Regions from separate parts of the Mus musculus genome. Here regions 2 and 3 are each linked to region 1. A link is a loop called in an ENCODE intact Hi-C map of the cell type or tissue named here. Cell type or tissue: heart. All regions are shown on one strand.

Region 1 (8,000 bases):
CCAAGATAGTGGCAAAGCAGACACTGGGGGTGAGGCTGTCATCTCAGGCCTCAAAAGCCCCACACTGACACCCCGTCCTCCAACCCACCTGAACCACAGGAAGTTTGCTGTCAAGGCAGTCATGTGTTTTTTCTGTTAGCACCGTGCAGTCCACCTGTGCAGGCTGGGGAATCACTTCTCACAAAGATGCCACGAGCTCCCGCCTACCACTTTTACACTAGGGGAAACTGAGTCCCAGAGCTGCCACAGGGCAGGAGATTCCTGCCTCCTCTTGAGCCTCCCCACCCCCTGTTTTGTTTTTGTTTTTGTTTATTCCAAGACAGGCTCACATGTAGTTCATGCTGGCCTTGAACTTGGTATGAGAGAGGAAACTCTCACCATCCCTAGGGACTGGCCCAGCTCCTAAGAGGCAGGGCCAGGGCTCAGTGTGAGGCCTCCTGCCCCAGAGACACCTCATTCCAGTTCCAGACAGACTCATCATGGCCTGACAGAGCTCTAGCCAGTCACCCGTACTCCATGCCCAACGGGGTGCCAGCTCGTCAGAGGGGGCTTCATAAGAGCCCGTGGAAAGAGAGCCCCCACGTGTGCCTGGATGTGACGCAGCCATCTCCACGGCTCTCATAACCACGTTTCATCTCCTGCTCGCCGGTATCGACAAAACCCTCATCTCAGCCTGCTAAATGCCTGCCTCATTTTCCACTCTATCGACAGACTCCATTTGACTTAACTGGCCCCCATCGTGCGGCAATTGGAAGGCTTCTTGTTGCTTTAAATGAGGGGGAGGAGCAGGCGCCAGGCCTGGGTTTCTGCAGGCACAGCCCAGGAACAGGGTTTTCCATCACCACTAGCACCTGGACAGCTGGGAGAGGGGTCGGGGACAGGCCTGGGGCCCAGTAGGCGGCACTCTGTCCTCAGCCATCCTCCTGTCCTGCCAAGATGAGCATGCCTTTCTTTGCTGAGGAGACAAGGGATACAGCTCTCCGGCGACTGACCCTACCCTGCTCTGGCCCGCTTCCTTCTTTGTGACCTCTTTCAATCCTTCCCCAAGGCAGAGGCTGCAACTCTGTCTGAATATTCACTCAGCACCACCCACCTCACCCAACCTGCCCCCACTGACCTTATATTTGGACCTCACCCACGCCGCCCCACCCCCTCCCTTTACTCGCCCTGCGCATCTCCAGACCACGCCCACTTCATCCTTCACAGCCGGGTCTTACCCTCCTAAAGCTTCCAGGGCTGGGAAGAAATTTGGGGGATCATATTCTGGGGATAGAACCACAAACAAAGGAGCCAATGTTCCAATGTGGACAGATGGGTGGACACATAGACGAGAGGCGTCTGCCCCACAGGTGGAGGGGCGCTGCGGTCGCTGGGGAGGAGTGTGGATGACTTCAGTGATGTGATTCAGGGATGCCCGGCTGGGAGGGGAACCTGCACAAAGGGAAAGATGTGGGCAGTGTGGACAGAGCTCCCCAGGTCGAGAGACTAGTGAGTGTAAAGGGCCTGAAGCAGGAGAGGCAGGCACTTTCCAGCAATGGCAGGGAGTCGGGATAACCAGAGTGGGCAAGATGGCAGGGCCTGCTTTGGCTCTTAGGTTGGACCACGTAAATGAGTTCATAGAGCAGGGCACAAACTGGTTTCCTGTTGAAGAGCCCTCTGGCTGCTGTGAGAATATACTGGGGAGGGAAGCAGGAGACACAAGGGACACAGGGGAAATGGGGACAGAAGCAGAAACAGATGTGATAATTCAGGCAAGGGACAGCGTAGTTTGGAACAGATGGTGACAATGGAGCCTGTGTGAGCACACATGAGTGCGTACACACACATGCACACACATTCACACACATATACATATATTTGCACACACACATGCACACATATGCACATACACACATACACATGTGCACACACATAGATACACATTCACACACGTACTGGAATCTAAGGCTCCATCTTGTTTGTTTGTTTGTTTGTTTGTTTGTTTGTTTCAAGACAGGGTTTCTCTGAGTAGCCCTGGCTGTCCTAGAACTCACTCCGTAGACCTGTAGACCAGGCTGGCCTCAAACTCAGAAATCTGCCTGCCTCTGCCTCCCAACTGCTGGGATTAAAGGTGTGCACCACCACTGCAGGGCTTAAGGCTCCATCTTGAAGTTAGGAGCAACAGCATTATCAGTTGTACAAAGAACTCTGGAGACCATTTACAGGAGCACAAACTGGCCCAGAGAAGGGAAGGGACCCATCTCAACAACACAGAACTTCAGGTCATCTACCCCAAATCCAGCTTGGTCTCCCTACAACTGGTTTTGATCCCAACACCCCTTTCTGTGACCCTCTTTGTCATCTCTGTCCCCAGAGCCCCCTCCCCCGTTTCTCTCTTTCTCCTGGCCCCCACCCTGCAGATACCTTGGGATCAATTTCCTCCTTTCTCAAGACTCAATTTGGAACACAGTTACTGAGGAATCAGCACCGTGAATCCCAGCAGTGGCCACCAGGTGTCCGTGGGCTCCTTGCAATCTGGGCGCCACACCTCTCACCTCCTCTCAAAACCGCGACCCTCACTTCTCATTTTTCCTGCAGAGGATCTGGCTGCCCCACTCCCACCCGCCACCACCCCCAGCACAGCTCTGGACAAGTTCATCTTTGTCAACTAATTATTGAACGGTTTATTTCACACCAGGAAGTGATAGCCGCCTGTTAAGTTAGCACCTTAATTACACACACGCATTCACACGCACCACAGAGGTTGGTATCACATGCCCTCCCCCCCCCCAAGGGTGGCATCACGCCCCTGCTGTCCCCCCTTCCCCGCGTGGCATCACGCGCCCCGTCCCCTCCCCCAAGGGTGGGAAGAAGGAGCAAGGTTGAGACCTGACTATGTGGCCCTGGGTCGGGTCCCTCTGGATTGTGCTTCATGGACATACTCAAATGGAGTTCTCAGAGTCCGTCTACGAACAGAAAAGGGGACCCAGAGAACTAAATGAGGTCATAGAACAGGCAGGCTTCTACTTTCGTCCAGGGTAGTCTGAGTATACAGGAGACACTTGGAACATCTGTCCCACCACCCACGTGCCCACTATCTTATATCTCATGCCTGCTGGTCTCCTGGCTACCCCTTTACAATATTGGGCAACCCCTACCCTCAGGGCCTTTGCTTTTCTGTGCAGCCCGGGCTCTGTTCTAATCAGTTCCCTCCATCGCCCCCTGCTGGCCTGCCAGTAGAGATTGTCTTTCCAGAAGGAACTCGGAAGAGCCTTTTAAAAATTGTTAACTGTCACCAGTTTCTCTGTTTCTTATTTTCCCCCTTCAAATATTTCGTTATACTCAAAACTGTGTTTTCCTTACTTGTTATCCTGTGTCTCTAACCAAAGTACGAGATATATAAGGTTTGGGAATTTTTGTGAGTCTCACTACCACCCACTTCTTCCTCCAAACCTGTCTGTGTCATCAGCAAGGAGGCCTGTGCCTGGCATAAAATAAACACAGTTAATCACTGTCAGATGAATGAATGGATGACAGAGAAGATGGAAGAATGAATGAATGAATGAATGAATGAGGAGCTATTAGTGTGCAATCCTATGAATGTGGTAAGATCAAGGATGATCCGTTCCCCCAGAACCAGGAATTTGGGGGAGATTCTTGGTAGAAATCGGGTTCCCCCGTCCAAAGAGGAAACTGCAGGAAAAGTCATTTTAAAAGGCGAGAGCTCCTGTTGATTTCATGTCTGCGCATGCCTCAGGGCTAGCAGGTCTGGCTTGCCCCTCCATCAGTCTCTGGCAGATCGGTCCCCACCACCCCTCCCGACTCTCCCCAGGGAGGGGACAGGAACAGGAGAAGTTGCAGACACTTTGATTAACTCCCCAGCAAGAGTCCCCACGCCTGTGTCTCCTTCTCATCCCCGCCCCCCTTCCCCCCAGGCAGTAAGCGGGGACAGTGTGTGGAGGACTGGAGGATGGGCAGGGGCGCTGCGGGGGGAGGGGCACGGGGACCGCGGCTCTGAGTGGGTGGAGAGAAAGGTCCTCATCTCTTCGAGCTGAGATTCTGTTGCCCTTATTCCAGGCCTGAGGGGTTGGAGGCCCTGACAGCCAGAGTGGGCCTGCAAAGCTCCAACCTGCTGTCCCCTCCTCGGCCCCTCACCCTCTCTCTCCTTCAAGCTGGGCTGTCCCTCCCCACCCCGAAACGAAGATGGTGATTTTTTTTCTTCTTTAGAGCCAGTTTTCCCCCAAATCTCTGGAGATGCTGGGAGCTGCTGTTTCCATGGAAACCTACCCGCCAACCTCACGGAGGTGGAGTTGGGCGGCCGCCCCCTCCCCTCCGCCTGCACAGCCTGGCTCTAGCACGCAGGGGGCCCAAGTTGCGAATCATCCCCTCCCCCTTGTCCCCCGATGGGGCTCTCAGACTGAGCAAGGCAGTGTGTTTGGCTTTGACCTGGCCTGGGACCAGTACCAACCAGGCCAGGCAGACATGGGGCGGCTATGGGGCAGGCGGCAGGTTTGCATAGCATCTTCCACTCCCAAACAACTGACAAGGGACCACCTCCGCCACCTCAGCCAGGGACCGGCCCTGAGGCTGGATTTTTTGTTTTGTTTTATTTTGTTTTGTTTTGTTTTTTTCCTAAGAAATTCTTCAAAGCTCCCACTTATCTCTGATCTGGGGGTTCCCCTCATTTCTCAAGCCACTCCATCCGAATTCCTCAGGGCCCAGGCATTCAGAATGTAAATGATAAAAATCCACAAAACAATAGATAAATAAAATAAGCAAAATTCTATGCAACTCAGGTGAGGAAGAAATTGATCCCAAGGTACAAAGAGAAGCTTCTAAAACCTGGCCCCTTGGGCCTGGAGCGGGGAGGGTGTTGAAGAAGCCAGCTTGTCCAAAAGACTGGATGAAGAAGTGGAAGGGAGACTTCCCTCCGCCCCAGCAAGGGACCACTGTCCCCTCAGGAGGCCACACAGGAACTTCTGCACAAATATATCATTATAAAAGTGCCATTGCACACGTGGCTCCCTCCAGGTCCCCATCCCAGGCAAGGAGGTGTCACCCAAGGGGTTTTCCTGGGTGACAGAATGTCTTTCTGGCTGTCATTGTGGTGACACGAATCGATAAATGTTAAAATTCATAAAACCACACAAAAATGAGATCGATTTTACTGTATGTTAATTTAAAAAATAAGGTCCAGCTGCACCATACCCCCTCCCCAAATCCTCCAGTGTCCAAGATGAATCATGTACCAGCAGACCAATGAGCAGGTAAAGTACAGAGGATTCTCTGCCACCTATCCCCATCCCCCATTCCCAATGGGCTGTGGCTTTAGTTTCCAGCCATATTCACTGAGGCAGGAGCATTTCCAGTTTGAGACTAGAGCCAGGCGTGGTGGCGCATGCCTTTAATCCCAGGCAGAGGCAGGAGGATTTCTGAGTTCAAGGCCAGCCTGGTCTATAGAGTGAGTTCCAGGACAGCCAGAGCTACACAGAGAAACCCTGCCTCAAAAAAAAAGAAAGAAAAGAACAGACTAGGCTATGAGAAAGCTGTGTTCTGAGTACAAGTCCAAGCAGAGAGATGTCTGCTTTGTGGGAAGAGCATTTCGGGGCTTCTGAGGGAAAGCTCTCTCACAGTAAAGACCCCGCTGAAGCCAGACCATGGGCTCCAAAGGCCATAGAGACAGTTTTGTCCTGTGAACCTGATGGTGGGGCTGCCCATAAGCTGCTTGGGTACGCACTCATACACGCGTACACATAATGCCTAGTCTAATCCCAGGTAGGATGCATGCTTTGGGGGTGACATGCGCCCTCTGAGGGATGGAGGGATGCTTTTGGAAAGGACTGTAGGGAAGGGCTCTGTAACAAGGGACCTGGGTCACTCATGTCCCTGCCCTTCCCTTTTATCTCTTTCTCCAGTCAGTCCCTGTACTTCTCTAGGCTGGCTACTCTGGCAATGTGTTTCCTGCCCTGCCTTCATTAGCTCATCTTTCTCCCTCCCTTCCCGATTTCTAGACTGGAGCAGTAACCAGTCCAGGAGCGGGGGTGGGGGTGGGGGTGGGGGTGTTAGGGAGCCAAATTTGTCACAAGAGGAAAGTGTTAAGATCCTTTTATATACTTTAATGCATGTGCATACTACACACACACACACACACACACACACACACACACACACACACTCGTAACAATGAAGACCAGAAATCAGTATTGAATCTTCGTTGATCACTTTCTTTTTTTTTTTTTTTTTTTTCCATTTTTTATTAGGTATTTAGCTCATTTACATTTCCAATGCTATACCAAAAGTCCCCCTTACCCACCCACCCCGTTGATCACTTTCTACCTATACTTTTTTGTTTGTTTGTTTGTTTCTCAGGAAACCCAAAACTCACCATTTCAGGTAGACTGGCTAGCCAGTCAGCTCCCAGAATCCCCGTGCCTCTGCCCGCATCTCCCAGCTTTAGAGTTACAGACAAGTGCCACAACGCCAGGCTTTTATGCGGGTGGATGCTAGGAATCAAACCCAAGTCCTTATGGGTTTACAGCGGGCACTTTACCCCTTGAAGCATTTCCCCAGACTCTGTGACAAGATCTTAGTGTCCCTTTGTGATGGTTTGTATATGCTTGGCCCAAGGAGTAGCACTATTAGAAGGCGTGTCCTTGTTGGAGTGGGCGTGGCTTTGGTGAAGTGGGCATATCCTTGCCTGAGTAAGCGTGGCACTGTGGGCATACGTTTTAAGACCCTCATCCTAGCTGCCTGGAAGTGAGTATTCTGATAGCAGCCTTCAGATGAAGATGTAGAACTCTCAGCTCCTCCTGCACCATGCCTGCCTGGATGCTGCCATGTACCCACCTTGATGATAATGGACTGGACCTCTGAACCTGTAAGCCAGCCCCAATTAAATGTTGTCCTTTATAAGATTTGCCTAGGTCATGGTGTCTGTTCATGGAAGTAAAACCCTAACTAAGACATCTTTCATCCATGCTCAGAAGAAGTGCTCTATCAGCAGGCAGTGAAAATGAACGGAAACCATTTGGGGTAAGATACCTGCCCTCCCAGAACTATGAAACTCATCAGGTCCCAGGCTAACCAGTTCTCTTTATTTTTCCTTGTTTTCTTGGGCTCTATCTTAAGTAGACCTGGTGGTTGGGTGGGGGCTGAAGCAAGGAGGCTTAGGTCTTTCTGCTACCCAAGGATCTCAGAAGAGAAAGGAGGAGAAGAGAAGGGGTAGGGGGAATTCTCCTACTGCTACCCCTACAAACTGATATAAAAGTGTAAATCGATCTCTTGGTCTGTGCAATGCGTGCAGCAGAAGTGACCTCAATGGCTTGTTTGTGATGAGCAAATGAGTCAGTAAACACCAGGTGGGACCCTGCATGCTGGGGGCGGGGGTGTTAGGATGCTCAGAGCCTGGCCCACGTGAGCAAGTCAACATGTCACATGATTCCTGTGGTCATGCAGACCAGAGTCCAGCTCAGGGAGAGACACACCAGCATTCCCAGAGCCTCAAGGACCTCTGCCTATCCCAGCCCCATGGAGGAGCAGACTGTAACGGCAGAAACACAGAACGTTCTTTTCCGTCTGAAAGGGAAATTTTCTAAATATTCACTCACAAGTGTTTACGCTAGTAAATGACACCACACATCTGTGATCATCATTAGCACAATTCAAGCTCAGGTTCTGCCATCTGGGCATGCAATGTCATCCCACCTGCTCTCCTCCTGTGTGGGGTCTTGGCGCTGGTTCTGGCCTTGGAGCTGTGAGCAGAAGAGAGGTATCTTGTCTGGGCTCACCGTTACCATTCCTGGCGTGGGTCTGCCTGGCAGAGAAGAGATGGCTGTCTGTTAGCCAGTGTCCCGAGGGACTCCTCTCCTGGCCACCCATAAGAAACACTAAGAACTCACATGGTAGGGGCTGGAGAGATGCTCAGCGGTTAGGAGCAAGTACTGCTCTGGCAGAGGCACCTTGGTCAGTTTTTAGCACCTATCTAGGTGTTCGCAACTGCCTAGAGCTCCAGCTCCAGGGGC
Region 2 (8,000 bases), 58 kb before region 1:
GTGGTGAAGGAGGATAACATCAGCGAGCGGGTCTACACCATCCGGGAGAGCGACACCCTGGTGCTGCAGTGCCTGGTCACGGGACACCCTCGGCCCCAGGTAAGATGGACCCTGGCCTTGCTAGGCTCCTATTCTCACCACGCTGCACACTGCTGCACTCTGCCTGGGATCAGAGTTTGAGAGGAAGTGGGAGCTGGAGACTACAATCCACAGAGCAAGCAATGTAACAGGACAGGAAAGACTGGGACGAGATGACTAGCCTAGAAATGAACTCTTCAGGGAAGTGTTGGATGCTGCTGTGGGTACCATCACCTGAGAACATTGCTAGCCAAGAGAAAAAACAAAAAACAAAACAGAATACCAGTTGCTCTGTTTCACTCCACCCCTCAACTGTGTGGAACAGATACATCTTTACACACACCCTCAAGAAATGCTAGAGGGCCGGGCGTGGTGACGAATGCCTTTAATCCCAGCACTCAGGAGGCAGAGGCAGGCGGATTTCTGAGTTCGAGGCCAGCCTGGTCTAAAAAGTGAGTTCGAGGACAGCCAGAGCTATACAAAGAAACCCTGTCTCAAAAAAAAAAAAAAAAAAAAAAAAGAAAAGAAAAAAGAAAGAAAGGAAGAAAGAAATGCTAGAGGACAGACTGTATGCAAAGGAGGCCCCTTGCCCATTGCACTCTTTCTCTCTCTCTCTCTGACTTCTCCAAAGGCCCCATTTTACAGCTAAGAGAAAGTGAGGCCCTGGGGTGCTGGGCAAACTCCTGAGGTCCCACAGCACTTAAGGAAGCGGAAGCAGAGTTTGAGTTTAGAAGCTGTGCCCTCTGTAGCTTGGCATGCTGCCCTCCTCTTTGGGTCAGAAGCTACAAGGATAATACAGGCGGTACTTGGGTCTTTTGGCAGGCCAGAGCAAACTTTGACGGTTCAAAGACGCAAGGCAATTAGAAGAGGACAGAAGACAAGTGTCTGGAAATGCCAGATGAGTTTTTGTCATAGATCAAGTGCTCAGTTCAGGCAGGAGGTGGTAGCTGGCTGGCTATTGCTGATGGAGGAGGCAGGTAGGGGGGAGGGCTGGAGGAACCCACTGCCTGGCGAGCCGCTGTGACCTTTAATACTTGAATAGCAGCAACAGAGGTGGCAATTGGATTCTAGGAAGGACATTGAAATACAGAATCTTTTTCTTCCCCCCCTGATAATTTGGGGGAACGGAGACAGCTTTCATAGCTTTGGCTTTGAGATAAGCAGATGCGCCAGGAAACCCCTGAAGATTCCTTCCACCTAAAGCCTCCCTCCGTGACGGCTCGATCACGCTCAAAGGTTTCTTTGGCATTGAAGACTGTGCAGCTGCCATTTCTGTGAATCTGTGTGTCACACGGGATGGCAGGGAGGTGGCTGGTGAGTCTAGTGAGGAGGTTGCCAGGCTATACCCACCATCTGTGCACGAATCCCGTATGTCCCCACTGGTGGTCATGGCTGGGTGACGGGGCCCCATGTAACCCAAACAGAGCCTCAAATTGCTGCCTAGCTAAGGATAACTTTGAACTTTGACCTTCCTGCTTGGACTTGCATACTGCTGACACTCCAGATGCAAGCTTTGCGTAACGCACGTCTGGTTTATGCAGTGCCAGGGATGGATCCCAGGTCTGGTTCATGCTAGGCGTGTTGGGTAAGCACCCTCTGTCTTCCTGTTTCCATCACTGGCTTCATCGTTCACCCTGTCAAACAAGCTTACATTTTTGGCTCTGCCCCCATTTCCCCCATAGCTGGCTGGCCAGACTCTGGCTTTCTGTGTGGTCTCCTCTCCATAGGCCCACCTAGCTCAGAGCCTCAGCCCTTTCCCTGGTCCTGATACCACTGAGGGAGATGGAATTGATCTCCCAGGCTCTTTGCTTGCCCATTCCCTTCATCCCGTTGGAATGAACACCCTCGAGTCTGCTCTGTTACCTCCTCCCGTCCCCCTTAGCACCAGCCAGTGGCTCCCCATTGTTTATCAGCTTTGCTTAAGCCCCTGGGGGTGCGACTGCAGACTTTCTGTATCCTGGCCCCACTTACCCCTACACACTGCCTCCCTCGGACTTCAGCCCTACTGCTCTGTGTACTGGCCATAGGGGTCTCTCTCATCATTCCCAGTATGTCCCATTAATCCCACTTCTGATATTGAGATAACTTCTCCCCAGATGCCTCCTTTCCTGCTTGCTTCCTTATCGTGACAGCGAGCATCTGTCATGTTCCAAACACAGCACTGGGCGTCAAGGATGCAGCTAGGAACCTATCCATCAGGGGAGCAAGGGTGGGGCCTACAAACCAGGCCAAGGTCAGGATGGAGAACTGAGTGGACACAGATCCCATCAGTCCAAACAAGAAGCAAGGGTGTGGGCATGCCATGGCCTGAGATACCATGGAAATCTATGCAGAATGGGGGGAAGCCATTATCCCAAGTTCTTTGCTGCCATTCAAGTAACCTAGTGACTTTAGGTCAAATTATTGGTCAGGGAGAAGGAGTGATCTAGAGCTAGCAAGCTGGAAAAGGCAGAGGGCTAGGGGTGTGCCCCAGCAGCAGGAGCAGCTGTCTGGTATGCACTCTACATTGTTGCAAAATAAGGTGTCGTGATGCACACCTGTTGTCCCAGCACTTTGGAGATGGAGTCAGACCGGTCTGGAGTTCAAAGTAAGGCCAGCCTGGGCCATTGGAAACCCTGTTTGGAAAATAAAAAGGAGGATGTCCACCAGGTAGGTGGTGAATGCTTATGTAGGGAGTGGCAGGGGTGGGGCAGAATGGACAGACAGATGGAAGCCAAGTAGTCCTCAGGGTAGTCACAGACTTTGTGTTCCGAATTTCTGATGCGAAGGTGTTGTTCTCTTTGGGCCCCCGGAGTGTTCTGGTCTCTTTAGGTCTAAGGAAAAGTTATGGATAAGAAAGACGATTAGTCCCAAAGTTAATTACAAGGACATAAAAGGCCCCTCTGAGAATGAGAAGAGAGTTAAAAGTCACCTTTCCCTGGAGTATGGGAGAGACAGAGAAAAGCAACTGTTCTTTGCTGGACAGGGGAAGAGAACATTTGCTGGGGGTTGGGTGGGACAGTTTTAAAACTGTCAGGTGACAGTCTGTGATAAAACTAGCGGGAGACACCGCTGACAGCCCAGCCATGTGACGTCTCAAGTTAGTGGGATTTTAAGTCAACTAATAGCAAATTAATTGAGAGGGTTTAAGGATTCCCCCCCCCCCCCGCCTGGGTGACAACAGCAGTGATCATAAGCTGAGGAGTCTGAGGCTGTGCACAGCTCAGCAGGAGGTAGAGCCGGCTACATACACAGAGCAGTAAGGCTGAAGTCCGAGAGAGGCAGTGTTCCCATTGCTGTGGGGACAAAATGCCAGAGAAGGTTGACGACTTTTACCTCAGCATCTCACAACTCTCCCAAAGCATGCCCCTACTGTGACAAACTTCTTCAAACCAGTTCCCACTTTCCGGTTTTCACAATCTCCATGCCAGCACATCGGAACCCATCAGTGGTCCATCTCCTCAAAGCCTTGAACACAGGAACCTTTCGGGGATACCGTGATCCAAACCACAGCAGGGCTACAGGTCAGTTCAGGACTAAACTGAAGTGGATGCCCAAGAGCTCCTGCCTGCGAAGCCTGTCCCCAGGGTCACAGCAGGGTACCAACTCCCAGGAGAAAGCAGGACCTTGCCTTAGGTCTTGATCAGTTTGGTACAGGGAAAAAGCAAACAGAAATCATAGAAATAAAAGCAGTAGTGTCTTTTTTTTTAAAGATGGTTTTAATACCTCAGAGACAGCCAAAGAGAAAATTAGTGAATTGGGTACTAGAGCAAAGATATTAACCACAAGTCTGGAGAAGCAATGGAAATCACGAAAAGGGTTCTGAGGATGTAGCTCACTTAGGAGAACTGAGTGAGCACGAACCCCTGGGTTTGACCCCACAGCTGTATTAACAGACCCGGTGCTGCACTCATAGAATATCAGCCACTGTGGAGGTGAAGGCAGAAGAATACAGGATTCAGTGCTACCTGTCAGCTTCATAGCATTGAAAAACAATCTGGGGAAGGAAAAAAAAAAACAGAAAACCAACACAAAACCCAAGTTTTGAATAGCATGTTAAAATCCACATAGACAAATTAAGGTGACTCCTCAGAGCATGGTCACTTACCGAGATCACTATTAATAATAGAAACTGTTGACTGACTAATGCGTTTGAGGCACCACATTTAAGTGCTTCGCTCCCTAAGCCTCATAACTTGCAAAGTAGGCATTATGCTATATTAGTTATTGTTGACTGGCAAATACTTCAAAATGCAGGGGCTGAGTCCCGGAACACTTCTTGTCTCCCAGTGCCAGTGGCAGGAATCCAGCAGCCGGCAGACTCTCATGCAGGCTCTCTCAAAAGGCTGCAGTTGGGTGTCAGTCATCCCAGGAGGAGGAGTGCTGGAGAACTCTTCAGAGAGACGTGGTTGCTGATGGCCTGAGGCTGCAGCCTCTCCTAGGCTCCTCTCCACAGGAGTGCTTAGGGCAGGGGAGCAGGGCTTTCTCCTCTTCAAGGCTGTGATGGAAATCAGTTTCCTATCCTAGTCTAGGCTCTCCCCTGCTGAAGTCTATTGGCCACACAGAACCTCGGTAGAACAGAGGGCAGGACCTACAGAAGAGAGTGAAGCCCATAAAGCCATCTTTGAGACTGGCTGCCAGCAGAGCTCTTTCACATGCAGGAGTGTGAGACTGAGGGCTGAGATCACGAAGCTAACAAGCAGGTCAACACATGCTCAGTTAGCAGTCTTCCCAGCACTAATATATGCTCGTCCAGCCCTCCATTAACCCTAGGCAACTTAGCTAGGAAAGAGGCACAAGAGGCTCACTCAAATCCCATACATGTCCTGACAAGACCCACAGCCTTGCCTGAGAGCCTTCTCTCTCTGCCCCTCAGTTCTTCTCACTGTGGCATCCTAAGGGTCATGAAGGTCAGGCCTGGGTCCACCCTCTCCGGTACCCTGGAGAGCATGGGGCAGGGAGGGGACGCCTGCACAGCAGGGCCTTCAGTCTCAGTGTGGTGACTGCCCATCCAGGTGCGGTGGACCAAAACTGCCGGCAGCGCATCGGACAAGTTCCAGGAGACGTCGGTCTTCAATGAGACTCTGCGGATCGAGCGCATCGCACGCACGCAGGGAGGTCGCTACTACTGCAAGGCGGAGAACGGAGTGGGCGTGCCGGCCATCAAGTCTATCCGCGTGGACGTGCAGTGTGAGTTATGGTCTCTCGAGGTTCTGGACCCTGACGGGACGGGCCCTTCCAGGGCTCCGGACCCCTCAGGGATGAGAAAGGGAGATAGGATGGAGCAGTGGCAAGGTAGTGAAGGGCTGGAAAGACCTCTCTGGAAATGGTCAGCTGTGTGTTGCCCTTCCGCCCTGTATCTCCCTAAACCATTTCTGCATTTCCATGTCCTCTCGTGGACCTTGATGTAACCCTTTAAACAGCATATTGAATTGTACTTCTTTCTCAGACGAAGAAAAAGCAAAGTAACCCAGTCTTGGCTCCGGCCACACCCCAGAGTGGGGACAGCCTTCTGTGAGAGTTAAGGATACAGGATCAGCTCTGAGATTCTGCTCCTTGCTACCCTGTGAAACTGTAGACACCCCCCCCCCAATGCAGCCTGGGCTGTATGCTAGATCCTCTGAGGAAAGTTTAAATTTTTATTTATTTCTGTAGTGTGTGTAGGGGGTGGAGTCACAGGACAAGTTGAAGGAGCTCTCTCCTTCTGCGTCCTGGGTCTTGGGGATCAAACTTCTGCCATCAGGCTTGGTGGCGGGTGCTTTAAAAGGCTGAGCCATCTCTCCTATCCTCATCTTGGGCTCTGCTCCCAGAAGTTCTTAGGTGAGTGACAGGGAATGCACCAGGCATCAAGGATGCCCTAGGCCATCCGTTCAACAGTTGTTTACATTTGCATGCGTGTGTAAGCACCACTGGTTTTTAGATGTAGTGGGTGTTTCAAGGAGCTAGGCTAGGGTGGGAGCCACCCGTGGTCAGGAGGCAGCGTGCACCCTAAGAAGGCTGCCTGGCACAAAACAGGAAGCTCACTGAAAACATTAAGATCCACTTGGTTTTTTTTTTTTTTTTTTTTTGCTTGTTTGGTTGGTTTTTTGGAATTTGATCATGCAGTTCTCAATCATGAACTTTATACATTAGAGCATCCTGTCCCTCTGTCAAAATGTCAGACACGCCTGCTGGGTAATTCCCTGATACACTCTTCCAGCAAACAACACCCCAGAGACGACCACCACCCAGGAAGAGATCTAGGCATCAGCGTTACACAGAAATTCCAGTTCCAATGTGGCTTGGTTGGTAGCATGTTTGCTCAGCATGCAAAAGGCCCTGGGTTCGATCCCCGGCCCTGCACAAACTGAGTGTGGTGGTGTATGCCTGTAAAAACCAAGCTTGGGTGGTAGAGGCTGGAGGATCAAAAGTTCAGCCTCTGCTGTGTAGTGAGTTCAAGGCCAGCCTGGGATATGTGAGACCCTGTCTCAAAATCAAAAACAAAACAAAACAAACAAAACACCAAAACAAAACAAAAAATAACAACAAACAAAAAAATCTCCGTATCGTTTAAACAGAGCTGAAGGCTACCCATTTTCTAGTCTGGTTGGTCAATGAGAAAACTGAGGCCCAAAGCAAAAAGGAACTTAGGCAGGTTAGCCAATGAGGGAGCTTAAACCTGACTTGTTTCCAGTCTATAGCTTCCTGTTCCATCCTATACACCCCGTGTAGAGGTAGAGGCCCCATACAGGTCCTTGGGGAGGCCAGCTGATAGGGAGCCTGGAAGTCATCGGATCCAGTTCCCTACCTCTAACAGCTTAGTCAAAATTGCAGATCCTACAGCAGGCATCTGCTTCCTGTGTCCTTTGAAAGTAGCTCTGCTCTCCGAGCCAAGGGCTTCGTGAGGCCCGAGCCCCCTGCTCTATGGTCACTTCGTCTTGACTTAGGGCTGGTGTCCTTGCAGACTTGGATGAGCCTGTGCTAACGGTGCATCAGACAGTGAGCGATGTCCGAGGCAACTTCTACCAGGAGAAGACCGTGTTTCTACGCTGTACCGTCAGCTCCAACCCGCCCGCCCGCTTTATCTGGAAGCGGGGCTCCGACACCCTGTCCCACAGCCAGGATAATGGGGTTGACATCTACGAGCCTCTCTATACTCAGGTCAGGCTGGGCCGCTGGCTTCACCCACACACTCTTGTGCCCCAGGAGAGACCGGGGTGTGGGGTGTTTGGTGGGAGGGTGGGGGCGGGGCTGAGGTTTGGAGACTGGTCTGACATCATCAATTCCATGCCTGGGTGAGAGGCTGGAGTTCACACAGCTTGGGGTAAATTCAGAGCAGAGAGGTCAGAGTGAGCCCCAGACAGGGCCTCCCAAAGACGACATGTTCCCTGGAATACGGCTGGATAGGAAAAAAAAAAAAAATCCGAAGGACAAGCAAGCCATCCGTGCCTGCTACTGCGGCTGAGATGGGGACCCATGAACAGATATAATAGGAGTTAGGATGGAAAGGCCCCTCTCAGTTACAGGAGATGGTGACAAAGCCATTCTGCCAGGAAGGCTTTTTAGAAGTTCCTCCCAGCCTTATGGGGCCTGTAAGCCCGTCCCGTGTTGTGTGGGTTACAAGCCACAAGGGTATTCCCTTCCCACTCCTTCTCTTCCCAGAGGGAGAGACTAGGCCTGACCCTGGCATCTGCGCACCAGGGCAGAGCCTCTGCCATAGAGAAGCCGGTGGAAGCTCAGAAAGAGGGGGCAGGGGCTTAGGGAGATATGAACTAGCCTAGGAATTGCCTGTTGTCTGTGGCGTGGGATAGATGAATGAATGTGGGGGACCCCAGGAGACCCAAGCAGGTCCCTGACTCCAGTGATCCACCGCCACCCAGGGGGAGACGAAGGTCCTGAAGCTGAAGAACCTGCGGCCCCAAGACTATGCCAGCTACACCTGCCAGGTGTCCGTGCGCAATGTG
Region 3 (8,000 bases), 87 kb before region 1:
TAATGATGTGTGGCTGGGGTGGGCAGGATTCTCCTGCTTTCTCTGGGGCTAAGAATCTAATTATTCTCTTTGAGAGTGGAGGGTGTTGGACCCAGACAGTGTGGGTGACAGAAGCCATATCCCCTGGCTACTAGCTTCAGGTCTTGGGTCTCTCACTGTGCCAGGCAGAAGGAAGGAGCGTCCCGGGGAGGGGGTATCTGGAAAGTATACGCTCCTGGGCTCTAACAGCTTGGGCTTAATTCCCTGGTGAGGCCAGCCCAGGCATCCAGCCAAACTCTGCTTCTTAATTAGTTTGTGTGTCTCTTACTGCCTGGCCCCTGGCATAGGCCAGAAAAGGCAGGCGGGAGGGATGCTGCAAGAGGCTGAGCTTTATGTATTGGGGGTGGGGGGCTATAAAACAAGGCAGGGGAAGACACCAGAGGCCTCAGAGTTCCTGTTCTCCGGAATCACTAAAGATATCAGCAGCTCAGTCACTGCCACCTTCAAGTGGCTACTGTAACTTGCTCACACACCCTCCTGAGGTGCGGGTCTGTCAACGGCACCTTTCTCCTGCGTCCTTGGGCTGGTCTGATGACACTATCTCATGCTCTCTGGCTTGGGTTTCTCCATCTTCATCTGGGTGGCCTGATGTACATTTAAAGAGTCCTCTCTGGGTTTACTTAGGAGCCCCAACAACGAGGACAGAGGTTAGGGAACAAGAACTATGGTCTATGTAGACCCTCATTTTCAAGCTTCTCTGTCCCATCTCTCATATGCTGGGGTCCCTGATGCTCTTGTTACAAGTCAGGAAGGGTAGATATACTGGGTCTGCTCGCCCCTCGTTCTTCAGGGGCACTCTTTGCTCCTGAACTTAGATAGCTTGGCTCCAGGCAAAGCTGGGTTGTAGAGGGGATTGCTGAGTGGGACATCTTTTTTAGAGGTGAATGGGAATCGGGAGAAACAGGAGCTAGGGTGGGTGGACAGTGTCCCTTGCAAGGTTACAAAAGCTTGGTGACACCTCAGCAGGATTGGAACTAAGGAGTGTGGTAAAGAGCCAGGATGTGTTCTACCCCACCCATTTCTCTGAACCCCAAAGCAGATGAAGCAGATGAGTGGGAGTGTGGAAGTATACAGGGATGGAGATGTCCACCCTGGCCATCCACCACAGCATCCAGCCCCAGTCTGGTACCCGGCACCCTGTAGGAATGCCAATGAGATCGTTTGAGTATGTGAAGAGCTAGGGTTAGGGCAGGCTGACAATGCTTCGCGAGATTCTCAGGTGTATCCTAAGCTTGGTATTCACCAAGACAGAGGGCTTTAGTTAAGGTTCCTACTCAGAGAGCATGAGGCCCTAGGCTTGCAGCCCCAAGAGAGGGAAGAGTCTGAAGTGCTGGGGTTCACTAGCACGGAGGAGGGAGAGGTAGGATGTTAGTGTGTGCTGGGGATAGACTTCAGCTGCTACCACCTTTCTATCCTGGGCCTGTGCTGCTGCTGCTGCTGCTGCTGCTGCTGCTGCTGCTGCTGCTGCTGCTGCTGCTGCTGCTGCTGCTGAGGATTGTTCCATAAGGAGGGCAAGACCAGTCCTAGTGAGAGACAGCTGCTTAGAGCCCTAGGCTCTGCTTCCCGCTGGGTCCATGCTCAACTCTAAAGCTGGCCAGCAGCAGCAGGATTGGGGAGGCCCTCACAGTCTGGCCTAGGCTCTGCATCCCACTGGGTGGCTTTGCTTTTCTTTGGGGCCACAGATGCTACAGTGGCCGGGTGTGGGACCAGATGGTCCATTTGGAGGGGGGCCTGCTCCTTCCCTGCTTCTCAATCTCTAGCCTAGTTTGTTGTTTTCAGGGCGGATCCTATAATCTGCCGGGCGGGTGTGTGTGTGTGTGTGTGTGTGTGTGTGTGTGTGTGTGTGTGTTTGTGTAGCGCTGAGGTGGGCCCCAGAGAGGTCTAGTTCTGTGACAAAGACAGTAGGCTGGTGAAGGAGAGGTAACAGGCTCTATGAAGGCTGAGTCAGAGACTTCCTATTCTCTCAAAGCAGTTAGGGGCTTCCAGGCAGGGGCCAGTGAGCAGGATTCAGCTTAGTGCAAAAACACAACAAACCCCTGGATTATTTAATATGCAGGAGTGGGAAGTGACATTCTCCTTAAGACAGGTTGTTTGCAACTTACTGGGGGAAGTCAAAATATTTCACCAAAGGTGTCATCAGAAACTACTATCCTATGCTAATTTTTGTGGGAACATGAAGACAGATGTTGAATAATTTGACAAGAGCAACATCGCTTACAGAATTATCACCAAGTCAGGTTCTCCCCATCTCTGAGGAATGGGGGTGGGGAGGGGAGAGGAATTTCGGGAACTGAATTTCCCAGTGTGGGGTTTCTAGTATTGAGGTGGGTGGAGACACTTGGGACCTTTCCCTCTGAGTTCCACACCCCTGCCTTGAAAGCGGCTGTATAAGCTCTTACCCTGAGAAGCAGGTTCTGGAAGCAGGTAGCTCCGTGGGTCAGCAGCAGGCTTAGGTTTTCCTAACTCCCCAAGGAAGGTCCCGCCTACTTTTGTCCCCTTTCCAGTTTCATTCTTTGTTGTAGACACTGCCCGAGGCAAAGATTGTTTTGTGTCCATAAATCCAGGCTATTTTGCCTGTGCTGCCTTTGGCAGCTCCCCCAAGGCTGCCTGGGGGCTCCCCACAGGGTCATTCTATACAGCTCCTGGTTTGCATCTGCCCCTTCCTACTCTGTAGACTGGGTATCCAAGTATCACACATGGGTGAGGGTCTGGGGTCTGGAAGCTAGATTGGAAGGGATTGTGAGAATAAGGAAAGTACCCTTAAGGGGCAGTCTGGGACTATCGGAGGGGCCTGCGTGTAATTGGCCAGGTCTAGCTCTGAGCTGCTGAGGCCGGGTGGCAAAGCCTCATTTAGAGCCCTGTATTAGCTCTGCTTTGCTGGAACATGAAGGGATGGGCGGGGGGCTCCATAGGGAGGTGGAGGGAGCTAATCACAGCCGCCAAGGCCTGGCAAATGAATGATGCAGGAGATCGATACCTGGGGTGGGAGTGGAAATCAGGCTGTGGTAGCAGGGCTAGCTTCTCCTGGTTGCCCGGGAGGCACGGAGGGGCCCTGGAGTATTAAGGCCCAGGGGGAATGTGTAGGATCCCTTCCTCTCAACCCGTTCCCCACAGGAACCCCGATGACTCTTTCTGTGACTGGGTTCAGGAACATTAGACCAGAAGGTACCTCACCCACAAAAGTTGGGGAGACTTGGGATGGAATTTCAGCTCTCTCAGTCTAGAAAAGGCTCCACTTCACCTTCTCCCTGCCACACCTCAGTTTGAGTAAGTCCCTGATGCCTGTGAGCCAGAGAGGTGGGGTGTTATTCCCTACCGACCCCTCGTTGTAAAGCTGGTGCTGTTCTTCCAGATATCGCCAGCAGGGGGCAGGCTTGGCCACCATATCGCCGCTGCTTCCCTTTCTTTGCTGGCCTCCTCACCCCATTACAGAAGGAGACACATAGTCCCCTTTGTCACCCCTGCCTAGGGTGAAAGGGGGCTCTCTCCAACTCCCACATACCTGATTCAGAATCCAAGGGCACCCACCATGGATAAAGCCACACTTCCTGCATTTTCAAGATGACTCAGTTCTTCTCTGGGCCATCGAGAACTTTGTGGGACTCTGCTGAGCTTGTGGGGCTCTGGCTATAGTAGGCGGTGTGTGGGGAGGGATCTAATACCTCTGCACAATTGCCTCTATACAAACCTAGGTACGGTCCCTGGCCGGCATCTCCTTTTCTGCTGTCAGAAGACTAGGGGCCCACGTGGCATTTAATAACTGATGCAGGAGGCAGGCGAATGCTGTGCTTAGCTCAAAGGAATGGATTTTATTTATTTTTAAACAATGGAATCTTCCTTCTTCCTAAGACTGGATATCACATGTGCTCTGCAGAACAATCAAGGAATACACAAAAGTCTAAGAAAATAAAACTCGCCAGGCGGTGGTGGTGCACACCTTTAATCCCAGAACTTGAGAGGCAGAGGCAGGCGAATTTCTGGGTTTGAGGCCAGCCTGGTCTACAGAGTGAGTTCCAGGACAGCCAGGGCTACACAGAGAAACCCTGTCTCGAAAAAAACAAACAAACAAACAAAAAACAAAACAAAAAACAAAAAAACAAAACAAAGTCAGAAAATAAAACTCAGCCCCCCCATGCACTGGGTATGGCTCTCCCTAGCATCTTTTAGTATAAAGGAGAGTGACCCATTTTAGGGAGTATCCTTGGTGAAGGTGATGGCCAATCACAGCCATGGTGGTAGCCCCGTGCCCTGCCAAGGCTTGATCTGACTGTGGTCTTCATTTCCAAGATACTCTGAGAGCTCACAGGACGCCTGGCATTGTCCTTGAACTGAGGTCCAAAGTCATAGGTAACCTACTCAGGGTGGCACAGTTGGTAAGAGGGGGGTCCCGGTGTTGGTCCCATGGACCTTCTGGGTAGGGAGAAGGAAAATGAGGAGCTATGTTTTGGGGAGGTAGGGGTATCTACTGAGTCTCCACCTCTGGTAAAGCTGGTTCTGGGCTTGACATGAGTCATGGAAGGAGGGAATAGTGCCACAAAGATCCCATAAACCCTTCATGGCAAAGACAACATGGAGACCCTGGACAGAGAGAGGGTCACCCTGTTGGCCAAGCATTGATTGAAAGGAAATCAGGGCTGTGACGATCAGAAGGCCAAGGGATGATGATGGTGGTGGTGATGGTGATGGTGGTGATGGTGGTGGTGGTGATGGTGATGATGGTGGTGGTGGTGATGGTGATGATGGTGGTGGTGGTGATGATGATGGAGATCATGAATATGCATACTGTCTCCAGCTTGCACCAAGCCTCCAGGAGAGATAGACTCCTAAGCCCATATCACCCCTGAAAAAGACAAGAGGTTCAGATAGATGGAGTTGCAGCCCCTGCATGGGGCCCAGAGTTGTGGACTGCAAAACCCGTGTTGGTGGGTGGCCTGGGAAGACCGGCAGGAGGGACTTGGCAGGAAGGGAAATTGTGATGTGGGGCAGTGTGAAGAGATTTTCTGGGGTCCCTGTAGGGTGCAGAGTTCTCTTGAAGCTTTCTTTGGTCTGGCTGAGCATCTGGGTGAAGGAACTAAAAGAGCTGAATCTAAGCGGATTTGGGGAGGTGGGGTGAAAACCAGCTCTTGTTTCTGCCGGAGTTTGCATGGGTATGGAGAGAGACTGACCATAGCACAAGACCATGCATGTAATTCATCTTACTGAGTGGAGTGTGGTACAGACCAGAGGACCGAGGAGAGAAATGGGGGGCCAAGTTCATACACGGTGGCTGAGGATAGGGGCCACCCCTGGGGAACTGTCTCCAAAGCAGAGATCTTTGCCTAGGGAGGAAACAGCACAGATAGCTACAGAAGCCTTCCAGCTTGGGAAACAGCCAGTGCAAAGGCCCTGGGGCACGGACAAAAGCTGGCTGGTTAGGACAAAATTCAGGAGTCTGTTGTGAGGAAGAGAAAGAGCAGGAGGAGGAAGGAGGGGAGTGGATAGGGTCAATCAAAGGAGAACCTCAGTTTCTCTGTCTGGAAGGTGGGTTTGCCACTCCTGGGGTTCACAGGGAAGCCTCCCTGGGATGCCAATACTTTGGCAGCTTTGAGGTGAACTATGGGGACTAATTCTCAGGAATTAGTCAGGTCAGATGTCTGGGACATTGAAGATTGTGTAAGAGTTTAAGTGGGATGGGACACGGTGGAGGGGTTTGGGGCCTAAGAGGAGAGCAAGGGGGAAGTTTTCAACTGAGTTCCTTGAAGAAGGGGAAGGGGGTGAAGTGGAGACCCTGCAGAACACGGTCACAAGACCAGAGCGAGGCAGGGAAAGAGATCCCATGGGGACAGGAGCTGACAATGGCCCGTGGTTTGCAGTTGGGGAGCGGGCTCACAGTGGGAAAAGGCAGAATAAAAAGCTGTTGATTAGACAGATTTGGGGCAGGGGAGTGAAAAGGGCGGGGGCTGGACTTCTGAATTGCTGCTTGATCCTGTCCCAGCGTGAAACCCCAGAAGAGAAGCTGCCCAGGCCAGACTTCTGTCAGTGGGCAGACAAAGACCTAGGCAAATAGCTTTAATGGTTGGGGTTTTGTTTTGAGGTGGGCTGGCTCGGTTGTCAAGAGTGACCTTGAACTTCTGTCCTTCCTGCCTTTGCGTTAGAAGAGCTGGGAGCCTTGAGGACTGAACTCGGGGCTTTGTGCATGCGAGGCGAGGACGCTGCCTACTGAGCCACGATCCTAGCGCTGAGTGTGGATTTGAAGGGGAGCTTTGTGCATAGGTTGCGTGGCAGGGAGGCTGGTGTGTGAGGAGAATGCAGATCAGAAGAGGTTACTATGTGCCTGGACTTATGTCCACAAAGCAATATGGACATCACCAGAGAAGGGATGTGTCCATGAGGCTAGTGGCTGAGGCCAGGGTCCTGAAATGTACCCATGTCTAGGGAGAAGAGAGGGAAGAGATAAAGTCGATCTTGTTTGGGAGGCATGTCAGGCTTGAGAAGGGATGGGGGACCTGGAAGGCAGGGGCAGATTTGAGGGGTACTGGGTGAGGTAGAGGAGGAGGTGTTTCAGGCTCCACTGAGGGCTGGAGGTCCCCCAACTTTCCTCAGGAGGGCCTTGGTAAAACTCAGATCTAGGCTGTTCCTAGCAGAGACACTGGCTGGTACCAGTGGATTGCTCTTTGCCTCACAAGGGCAATAGGCAGGCAGTCAGGGCCCAATGGGTACCTGGCTGCCTCTTCAAGGAGAACCTCAGTTTCTCCGTCTGGAAGGTGGGTTTGCCACTCCTGGGGTTCACAGGGAAGCCTCCCTGGGATGCCAGTACTTTGGCAGCTTTGAGGTGAACTATGGGGACTGTCTCGGGAGCAGAGGCGGTGGCCGCAGACAAGGAACGTCCCCGAGTGGGTGCAGCATGGAAGCAGAGTGTTGAGGTAGGAAATAGTGGCTGCACATTTGAGAAGTATGGAGGACCACGGGGGCCTGAAGTGAATCTAACCTGAGTCCTGCTCCTCTAACCCTGGTAGAAGGTGGTGGCTTCGGTGTGCGTGGTGCCTTGATGGCTTGGGAGAAGCTACCCCAAGCTCTTTTTGGTTCCCTTCTGGCCCCAGAGCCAGCCAGGATGCTAGGATTATCTGGTGGGTTCGAAATGGTGAGGTGGCTTGTTTAAGTCTTCAGGAAGTTATCCACAGTGCAGGCTGGACCCCCCGCCGCAGGAGCTCTGCAGACAGGAAGCCCTGAAATTGGTGCTTTGCTATAGAGGCTTCGTGGATCGACACGGTTACATCAGAACAAGTCAGGCCCAGCTGCATCTTCTCCCTGGGATGTCGCCAGGGCATGTCTGGACTTCCAGGCCACTGCCCAAGCTGAGGGTCAGGCAAGCTCCACCCCACTCTGGAGCGTTAATGCAGTCCCCTTATTATTCCCAAAGTCACCAGCTGCAGCCTTTTGGCTTGGATGGTTCTCATAGAAGATTCGGGCAGGGAGATCGGGATACCACTTTATTCCTGCCTTTAACCACAGAGTATCCTCATCCCAAACCAGCTAAGGGCTGAAAGTAACGTGTGTGTGTGTGTGTGTGTGTGTGTGTCCCTAAGGTGCTCCCCACAGCCCTCATTTTCCAAGTGGAAAGGTTGAGGGTCAGGCTGAGTGATATATCGAGGTCCTACAGTCAGCAGGTAGGTGGTAGAATCGGGATTTTAACTCAAAGCTGCCCAATGACAGACTTCATGCCTGCCTGTACTACAACTGTGAGGCTCCTGTGGTTTGTTCCCTAGACTTTCTTGGGGGGATGGGTTGATTCCTGAAGCGGCATGAGGAGCCCTGGTGTCCTTCAGGGATCATGTTTACCTGCGAAACCCTGAGGCTTCATTCTCTGGCTCCTCGGGTCCAGGGGTTGCTCCGGGCCCTTTCCACCTCGGGGTCTCTGCTTAGACAACAGCCCCCGGCTTGGCTGCACATAAGATAACCCAGGACAGCCCAACAAATATCAG

Evidence for each region. Hi-C counts contacts between places; a loop is a spot of excess contacts. Peaks named below come from ENCODE experiments on the same cell type or tissue, not always from the same donor. Only the 100,000 strongest peaks of a DNase experiment are listed, where the experiment ranks them.
Region 2: a loop joins it to region 1, with 5 times the contacts of the local background. A loop is called at or near these places in 11 of 42 quality-filtered maps.
Region 3: a loop joins it to region 1, with 6 times the contacts of the local background. A loop is called at or near these places in 25 of 42 quality-filtered maps.

Annotation. Positions count from the first base shown.
Region 1 is chr17:29,791,487-29,799,486 of GRCm38, reverse strand. No RefSeq gene overlaps it. Among named protein-coding and RNA genes, the nearest start is that of Ccdc167, 78 kb to the right of the region's middle. In heart, CTCF peaks have their summits at 2,485 (motif pointing right) and 3,209 (motif pointing left); no DNase peak of the experiment used is centred here; H3K4me3 peaks cover 875 bases; H3K27ac peaks cover 1,332 bases; H3K27me3 peaks cover 5,089 bases.
Region 2 is chr17:29,849,689-29,857,688 of GRCm38, reverse strand. It overlaps Mdga1 (MAM domain containing glycosylphosphatidylinositol anchor 1), which reads left to right. Exons shown (of 17, transcript NM_001368423.1): 2 at 1-99; 3 at 5,073-5,247; 4 at 7,001-7,197; 5 at 7,917-8,000. Among named protein-coding and RNA genes, the nearest start is that of Mdga1, 35 kb to the left of the region's middle. In heart, no CTCF peak of the experiment used is centred here; a DNase peak (open chromatin) is centred at 4,388; H3K27ac peaks cover 254 bases; H3K27me3 peaks cover 3,585 bases.
Region 3 is chr17:29,878,495-29,886,494 of GRCm38, reverse strand. The region is part of intron 1 of Mdga1 (MAM domain containing glycosylphosphatidylinositol anchor 1); the gene reads left to right. Among named protein-coding and RNA genes, the nearest start is that of Mdga1, 6.1 kb to the left of the region's middle. In heart, a CTCF peak has its summit at 3,384 (motif pointing right); no DNase peak of the experiment used is centred here; H3K4me3 peaks cover 381 bases; H3K27me3 peaks cover 3,851 bases.